Regions from separate parts of the Homo sapiens genome. Here region 2 is linked to region 1. The links are chromatin contacts, found by Hi-C or POLR2A ChIA-PET in ENCODE. All regions are on one chromosome and are shown on one strand. Each heading gives the region's core, a stretch centred on a gene start or an enhancer-like site at or near the end of the contact. The rest is flanking DNA. Distances are from core to core; before and after follow the strand shown. Region 1 overlaps BHMT (betaine--homocysteine S-methyltransferase). Region 2 overlaps JMY (junction mediating and regulatory protein, p53 cofactor).

Region 1 (3,840 bases), core at 669-3,168:
TACCAGTAAAAGACATAGACCAATGGGGAGGAGGGGAGGAGAGATGGATATTTCAGCCCTCTCCATCCTAGTCAACACTGGATCCACCTAGTGCCTCTGGGCCATAAGGCTGAGCAGAGTGAGCTTGTATTAGTTGGTAGCTTTTAAAAAATATAATAAGAAAAAAGTAGAGATTCTCCAAACTCTAGCCTGGTTTCCTAGATTGAGAACTATGATATTTTTCTCTGATAATTTAATATCTACTCTCCTACAAAAGCTCAAGCCTGAAGATACAAGACTATTAGAAGAAACATGACTACCCTCAGTGTATTAGAAAAGAGGTCATGCAGCTTTCTAAACATTATTGAATTGTTTGAGCTGTTTTGAAATTGTAATTCTTTTCAGCTATTAAAAAGAAGAGCAATGAGACTATATTGCTTGTATTTTATTCTTATCCTGGTTCTACAATTTGCTAAGTCTTACATGAAACCTCTATACCTCAATTTCTTCACCTATTTAAAAGAAAAACCTACTTCACAAGTATGCTGGAATTTTAAAGGAGCAGGTGGCAGTATTTAAAAGGAAAAGAGGCCCTACTGGCTCTTTCTGGAGAGCCAGTCAGGGAATTCTAGAAAACAAAAATAGGCCAGGTGTGGTGGCTTACGCCTGTAATCCCAGCACTTTGGGAGGTGGACGGATTACTTGAGGATAGGAGTTCAAGACCAGTTTGGCCAACATGGTGAAACCCTGTCTCTACTAAAAATACAAAAATTAGCCAGGTGTGGTGGCACACACCTGTAGTCCCAGCTATTCGGGAGGCTGAGGCATGAGAATCACTTGAACCTGGGAGGCAGAGGCTGCAGTGAGCTGAGATTGCACCACTGCACTCCAGCCTGGGAGACAGAGTGAGACTCTGTCAAATAAATAAATAAATGGAAAGGCAAAGAAATTGCTAGAATTTTGTTACTAAGAGTTAATAATCCACCCCTAATCCCTCAATGCACAGAAACAGAGCCAAAGCAGCACAACTTTCAGAGGCTGCATATGGCTAGTGGAAACAAGAGTGAACTCCACTTGTTTTTTGTTTTTTGTTTTTTTTTTTGGCAAAGTTGTTATCTATCATTTCTCTTATATTCTCAAACCAAGCTCAGTATTTAAAGCTTTCACTCACAGATGACATTTTATTGGACTTGCTGTTCTATTACTGTGTAAAATGCATGTTCCTTTAATATTCTTTTCAGAGTTTTGTTGCCACCAAAATATTATAACCTTTAATCATTTTTATATCCATCGTTTTTTAAAATATTTTTCTGAAAAGGAGCTATGGTAAAGACATTCTTGAATTAAATTATATGTCAACACTGCCTCCTAGTGGTATAGTTCATATTTTGAAATTGTTTTTAAAATTTCAGTCCCTCCTCCAAACATGTGCATTTTATTTCCAGAAATCTTGTTCATTAAGAGAGAAAGCTCATTTAATACCTAAGAGTTGATTTATGTTAAATAGACATTTCTCACTGGTAAATATTTTTTATGGACTCCGAACCAGAGGGACCTTAGAGATCAAAAGTCCAAACTATCCTTTTAAGGATAAGATTACCAAGGCAGGATGCAAAGTCAGGAAGCACTTCTCACTATTCCAAGGCTGTCAAGAAAGACGGCTTTAGCTTAGCCTTTTGTAGGAAGGGTTGGGGAAGCTGGGGGGCAGTACCAGAACAGATGGTCCACAAAACTAAGGAGTCATCCTCCAGCCAGGAATAAAATAAAGGTCTTTGGCGTTACTCAGAGTAAACATGAACTCACTAAATAAACTGTTTGCAGTTTGTACTCTGACACTTCTACACACTGTAGCAAACCACCTTTGGATAAGACAGCCAAGCCAACGCAGACCCCTAAAGGAAACAAGAACTGCGCAGGAATGAATCAAGAACATCCGTTCCCAACTTCTCCAGATGGGGGCAGCAGGTCGCCAGCAGGAAATGCATGAGTAACCTTATTTTGTTTGAACTTAAGTTATTTCATCAGGCTAAGCTCTAACAGTTTTGGTCAGTTTTTTCTTAAGACATGTGGATCTTTGAATCACATCCAGGACAACGCACCCATCAAGAAAAGCCTTTAACAAGTTTGAGTCAGGAATTAAAAAAGAGGAAGGAAGGGAGAAAGGGAGGGAAAAAGGGAGGGAGAACGGGAGGGAAGGAAAGAAAGGAGAGAGGGAGGGAGGGAGGAGAGAGGCAGGGAGGGAGGAAGGAGGGCGGGGAGGGACTGCAGGAGAGCAGGCAGGCAGGCAGGCTTTATGCATCTCCAACTAGATCCCCATTTTCCCCAGAAACGTTTTTTTTTTTCCAGCCTTCAGCACACTGAAGGGCTTGAGGGCTTTATAGACTGTTCTCCCAAATAGCCTCCTTGATAGTCAATAACATCCACTCAGTCAGTCTGGAACCTCCCACGTGTTACCTGCCAGGTCAAGGACCCTGGCTCTTAGATAACAAAGGAGGAAGAAGTCAATTTCAAGAGAGAAAAATAGGACTTATGAACGGCTTCAGAAATAGTATGCCTGGTGGGATGTTAAACGACAGAATTAGAGATAGCAAGGTATAATATTTCTAAACATCTTCAGGAAGGAATATTTAGTGTTTGAACAGAAAATGATGAAAGGCAGGCAAATGCAAAGAATTCTCAAAAATGGTAACAGGAAGGGTAGGATCCTTTGGTAAAATTGGTGGGAGTGTGGTGAGAGAAAGGAATGGCCAGAAAATGCTTCCGGTTTTCAAGCAGCTGGAGGCATTCTGTTGGCATTGGATAGATGAAAAATTAAGATGATGGAAAATGAGAGAGACAGATGTCATCATTTATGCTGCTGTGAGTTACAGGAATAATACCAAACAAGTCATGTACAGCAAAACAGTAAAAACAGGTTAATTTATATGCCATGAAATCAAACGCATGATCATTTTAACTTGTGGTTAGATGGTTAGATGTTTACATTTAAATTTATTAAAGCTTCCAGGCTGGGCACGGTGGCTCACGCCTATAATCCCAGCAGTTTGGGAGGCCAAGGCAGGCAGATCACTTGAGGTCAGGAGTTCAAGACTAGCCTGCCAACATGGTGAAACCCCATCTCTACTAAAAACGCAAAACTTAGCTGGGCGTAGTGGCAGGCGCCTGTAATCCCAGCTACTTGGGAGGCTGAGGCAGGAGAATCACTTGAACTTGGGAGGCGGAGGTTGCAGTGAGCCGAGATCGCACCACTGCACTCTAGCTTGGGCAACAAGAGTGAAACTCCATCTCAAAAAAATAAATAAATAAAAATAAAAATAAATAAATTTATGAAAGTTTCCTATGTAAATACTTACATGAAATGTATTAAGGGAAACATTTCACTTATTTTTAATAAAAAGATATTTCTCTAAATGCCTGAACTATCTTTAGCAGTCATCACTTGCATGCAAACTGTTAATGTACCCTTCAGAAATTATTCCAGTTTGTTCTTTTGGGCAGGTTCAGTAAGACCTCTGCTTGGCCCCATTCTGTGGTTATTTGTTCCAATTTACTACATGATCTTGAAAGGAAAAAGCTGAATATCTTTTTAAATAGTTCAGACTTTTTCTCAAGTCAGCCTGGTCATTCTTCCAATTATTCTGACTTAATGAGATTTTACTGTTCTTTGCAAAAGTTAACGTCCTAAACACCTGAGGTAGCTTAGTGGAATTCACCTATGGCTCAAAAACACTAGTGGCACATAGCAGAAAAAGCAAGGAAGACATTTAGAATCAAGACTTTGGGGTGCAAGTCCTAGCTTTGCCCCAACTCCCTGCAGAACATTGGGTAAATCACCCCACTTCTCTGTCCTTCAATTTTCTC
Region 2 (4,014 bases), core at 1,503-4,002, 170 kb after region 1:
TAGCTGCTATAATTAAACCCACTTTGGGGTTATATACGTTGTTTGTCACCCATAAAATATTTCCTAACACAGCGGGATCACTCACAGTCTTACACTTAGATAATCTATTAAGTATCCGTTTATAAAATATTCATAAAACAAAGTACCACTGTATTTAATTCACCTGGTTATTTTTAAATTTTTACAACTGCACGTTTAGACTGGAGCCTAACCATTGCTTTTCAGTTCAAAATTCTTGTGAAAGGGATTTGAAATTATATTTTAAGGAAAAATATTCTAATTATTGGGTAAGACTGTGTAGATATATAGACTGTAAAGCAAAAGCTGGAATTTTCTTTAAAACGTATTCTTTTTATGTGCTGACAGGTTTTACCAACCTCGCCAGACAAAAGGGATCATTTAGGAAAATAAGAATTCACTGTCTTTTTCCCTGTAGGTTGTCCCTGTACAGCCAGTCAAGTATTTCTTTGGTATTCTGGGACCCCAGTGATGTCTCACATGAGCTCGTAAACAATACTCTTAATAATTTTCCCTTTTGTTCCTCTCGTCTCCTCCTTTGAAGGTCACTCCTTGGGAAGCCACTTGAATCCAGGGCTCCTCACTATTGCTCCTTTGGCTCTGAGGGCACACTGATGCCCGTATCGGGGCTTTCCTGGAGCTGCTAAGCATGAACCTTTAAACTACCAAAGCAGTGGTGCTATGTTCTTGGAAGAATGCTTACTGTCTCACTCTAGAGAACTATGCTTGTCCTTCACATCTCACTGACTCTTGAAAAGCCATTCCTTTGGCTTCTTTTATCTGCCTTTTTCCGTACAGCCAAATAGAAAGCCATAGAAATAGTAGGGTTAGGAACCAGTTATCTAAAGTACACTTTCCCCTTGGTGGTTTCCTTCATTCCTGGCAAAAATTTTCCCACTCCAGCACCGAGAACTGACCAACCAAGCAAACCTCACAGAAGACCATCCTTCACTTTATGAGCCATGCCCAGAAATTTCTGGATCTCACTTTAAGTTCAGCCTAGGACGTTGATTACATTTACCTAAAGTGACACCTTACGGATTGCAAGGATTTCCATCTAAAGCAATTGTCTTCTGCTGTTCCAGTCACATATTCTCACCTCACTCTATAGTCAGCAGATCCCAGAACCTAGCCAGTCTGTGACCATGGAGCAAAGCAAAACCCCAGATATGTGGCATTAACCAGCTTTTACCATTCTTGTAAATATCTGAGAATAGCCCCGTCATTTTCATATATCTCTGTGAAAAGAACAACTACATAACTTAGCATCCACTTTTGAGAGGGAAAGCATTTATATCCAGATGATACATATATTATTACCATAAATATGCATAAGTATAACATAAACATTAAAACCTTATTTTTACCATGTTTGCCTACTTCCACCATATAATATGACTTGATTATTACTGTTTTATACATATATATATATATATTTTTAAAGTCTAGATTCCATGCCTACAAGTTTCTTTCTGAGAGGAATTACTTAATAGGTTTATGCTATCTGATTAGTATTAATTTTTAATACTAACTCAATTTTCTTGTCCCCACCAGCTAGAAATTTTTTAATTTGTATTTTCAATGCAGATGCAGAGTTTGCGGGGTGGTACAGAAGCGATAGCACGATTGGATCAGTTAGAAGCTGATTATTATGATCTGCAACTTCAGTTGTATGAAGTACAGTTTGAAATCTTGAAGTGTGAAGAGTTACTATTGACAGCGCAACTAGAAAGCATCAAAAGACTTATATCAGGTATGGCGTGCATTTAACCACATAAGTTCACCAAAGATTGAATACATGAGAAAATACTTATGGACTAGGTATGTTTCTTTTGTTAAGACATTTAAAAAATTGTTTTCTGTAGGGATAGAGTGTGGGGGGGTGATTTCTAGCATTTATTGAGCACTTACTGTTTGCCAGATACTGCTAAACACTTTGCATACATTCACTCTATGAGGTGTATTAAATAATAATCACCACTTACAAAGAAGCTTAAGAGATAATGGCTTTGCCTGAGGTTGCAGAGCCAGTAATGAGATTAGAACCTTGTTCTTTCCAAACCCTAGCCCATATTCTTTACCACTACTCTTTTTTGCTGTTCTGTAACAGAAAAAAGAGATGAAGTGGTATACTATGACACTTACGAAAGCATGGAGGCCATGCTGGAGAAGGAAGAGATGGCAGCATCTGCGTACTTACAGAGAGAAGAGCTGCAGAAACTTCAGCAGAAAGCACGCCAGCTGGAAGCAAGACGTGGACGGGTTTCTGCCAAGAAATCCTACCTCAGAAATAAAAAGGTATTTAAATATTGCTTTTGTTCATTATTTAGTCTTTTATCCGTATCTACTAATCTCATCTGTTTTGTCTTTAAAACTTGCTTATGTTTTAAAACTAAGTAAGCACTATCTCTTATCAGTGCTCAATGCGTTTATAGTGCTCTGAGAATTGCCCTCTTAAACACATTGGAACAGCCAATAGTGATGTTCTCTTTACCTCTAGAAACACTAATGGTGACTCTGCTAAAGGCCTTGACTACAGGATCCCTGATAATGTGATTCCTGGCTCCCTTTTTATTTAAGGAGGCCCAGCGATGTTTTTTACAAGCCCTGATTCTGACCTTAAAGAATTTTATAGATTGTTATTTCTTTATTTAACTTTGATTACATTTTAGAATGTTTGATTCTTGATATTTGGAATGACTCATTTTGTGGAAATGTGATTCTTCCTGTGTCTTAAAAAATGTTTTGCACTCTAGTCCAGATGTTAACTATCGTGGAGCTGTTTCTAGTCACTGTAAGTGTAGAGTTGGAATCTGGAACTAGCTCTCCAACCTAGACCAAACTGATGACTGTGTGGTACTGATTCGCTTTAAGCTCAAGTATTATAAAAGTATGTCATGTTCTCTGAGAACCCACCTTCCTGCTCTTCACCACATTCCAAGGCTACCACTTCCTCATTCCACAGAAAATCAATACCTTTGCTTTTTGAAATAGATAGCTCTTGCACATTAAAGAAACTCAGACAGGCATGTATCCACAGTAAGTCAAGAACCCAGGACCTTCTATCACGTTGTCCATCAACAGAACAGTTACCTTGCCATCCAGAGCCCTGGCTTTCACATAATTATGTGCCTTTGCTATTTCCCCGTGACAGTGGTAATTGAAACCCACTGCTGTGTCAGCCCTGGTTGTGAGCTTCATTTCACGTTCCAATCTGCACCAACCAGGTAAACATTGCAGGCTGGGCGCGGTGGCTCATGCCTGTAATCCCAGCACTTTGGGAGGCTGAGGTGGGTGGATCACCTGAGGTCAGGAGTTCGAGACCAGCCAACATGGTGAAACCCTGTCTCTACTAAAAATACAAAAAATTAGCCAGGCATGGTGGCACGCGCCTGTAATCCCAGCTACTCGGGAGGCTGAGGCAGGAGAATCGCTTGAACCCAGAAGGTGGAGGTTGCAGTGAGCCAAGATGGCACCATTGCACTCCAGCCTGGACAACAAGAGTGAAACTCCGTCTCAAAAAAAAAAAAAAAAAAACATTGCAGTGATTTCAGCAGGTCTTATAGAACAGTTTTAGGGGAGAATGAAAAGTAAATAAGATTTCAGAAGAGCACATTTTTGAGGAATATTAGGAGTATTTTATATATTACTTTTAGGTGTATAGTGCAGTACTTTTGAGACTCGGAATTTGCAAACCTGCAAGTTTTTGAAAATGCTATGCAATTCAGACTTAATTGAAAGTCTGATTTCATTTTAATTCACCAGTATGCTAGGCACATTGTTAGACTTAGGATACAAAGATGAGCAAGGCATAGTCCCTGCTCCTCCTAGTCTTTTAGAGAAGGCAAACCAGGTGAACAGATGAGTGTTCTGCCGGCCAAAAACAGCAAGAGCAGGGAGTGAGGAAAGGCTTCTCTGAAGAGATGACACTTGTACTGGCTTTTAACATCTGAATAGAAATTGGCCAGATTGATGGTGTTGGGGTAATTACAAGCA

The links. Hi-C counts contacts between places; a loop is a spot of excess contacts on that map. ChIA-PET counts read pairs that join two places held with the same protein, here RNA polymerase II (POLR2A). Pooled maps may share reads with other maps.
Region 2: a map of PC-3 shows a loop between it and region 1 (5-fold over the local background). The contact joins two enhancer-like sites. A Hi-C loop is called at or near these places in 1 of 168 maps with a recorded cell type or tissue (PC-3) and 2 of 50 pooled maps. POLR2A ChIA-PET finds 5 or more read pairs at or near these places in 2 of 52 experiments (HCT116 and activated T-cell).

What each region holds. Positions count from the first base shown.
Region 1 is chr5:79,131,878-79,135,717 of GRCh38, forward strand. It overlaps BHMT (betaine--homocysteine S-methyltransferase), which reads left to right. Exons shown (of 8, transcript NM_001713.3): 8 at 1-411. Among named protein-coding and RNA genes, the nearest start is that of BHMT, 22 kb to the left of the region's middle. Within about 2 kb of position 1,919, at least 25 of the 41 ENCODE cell types and tissues checked have a DNase peak (open chromatin) inside an H3K27ac peak, as active enhancers do; they include HCT116 and PC-3, where a contact is called at or near this core.
Region 2 is chr5:79,298,548-79,302,561 of GRCh38, forward strand. JMY (junction mediating and regulatory protein, p53 cofactor) reads left to right here. Exons shown (of 11, transcript NM_152405.5): 5 at 1,606-1,771; 6 at 2,129-2,316. Among named protein-coding and RNA genes, the nearest start is that of JMY, 64 kb to the left of the region's middle. Within about 2 kb of position 2,753, at least 3 of the 41 ENCODE cell types and tissues checked have a DNase peak (open chromatin) inside an H3K27ac peak, as active enhancers do; they include HCT116 and PC-3, where a contact is called at or near this core.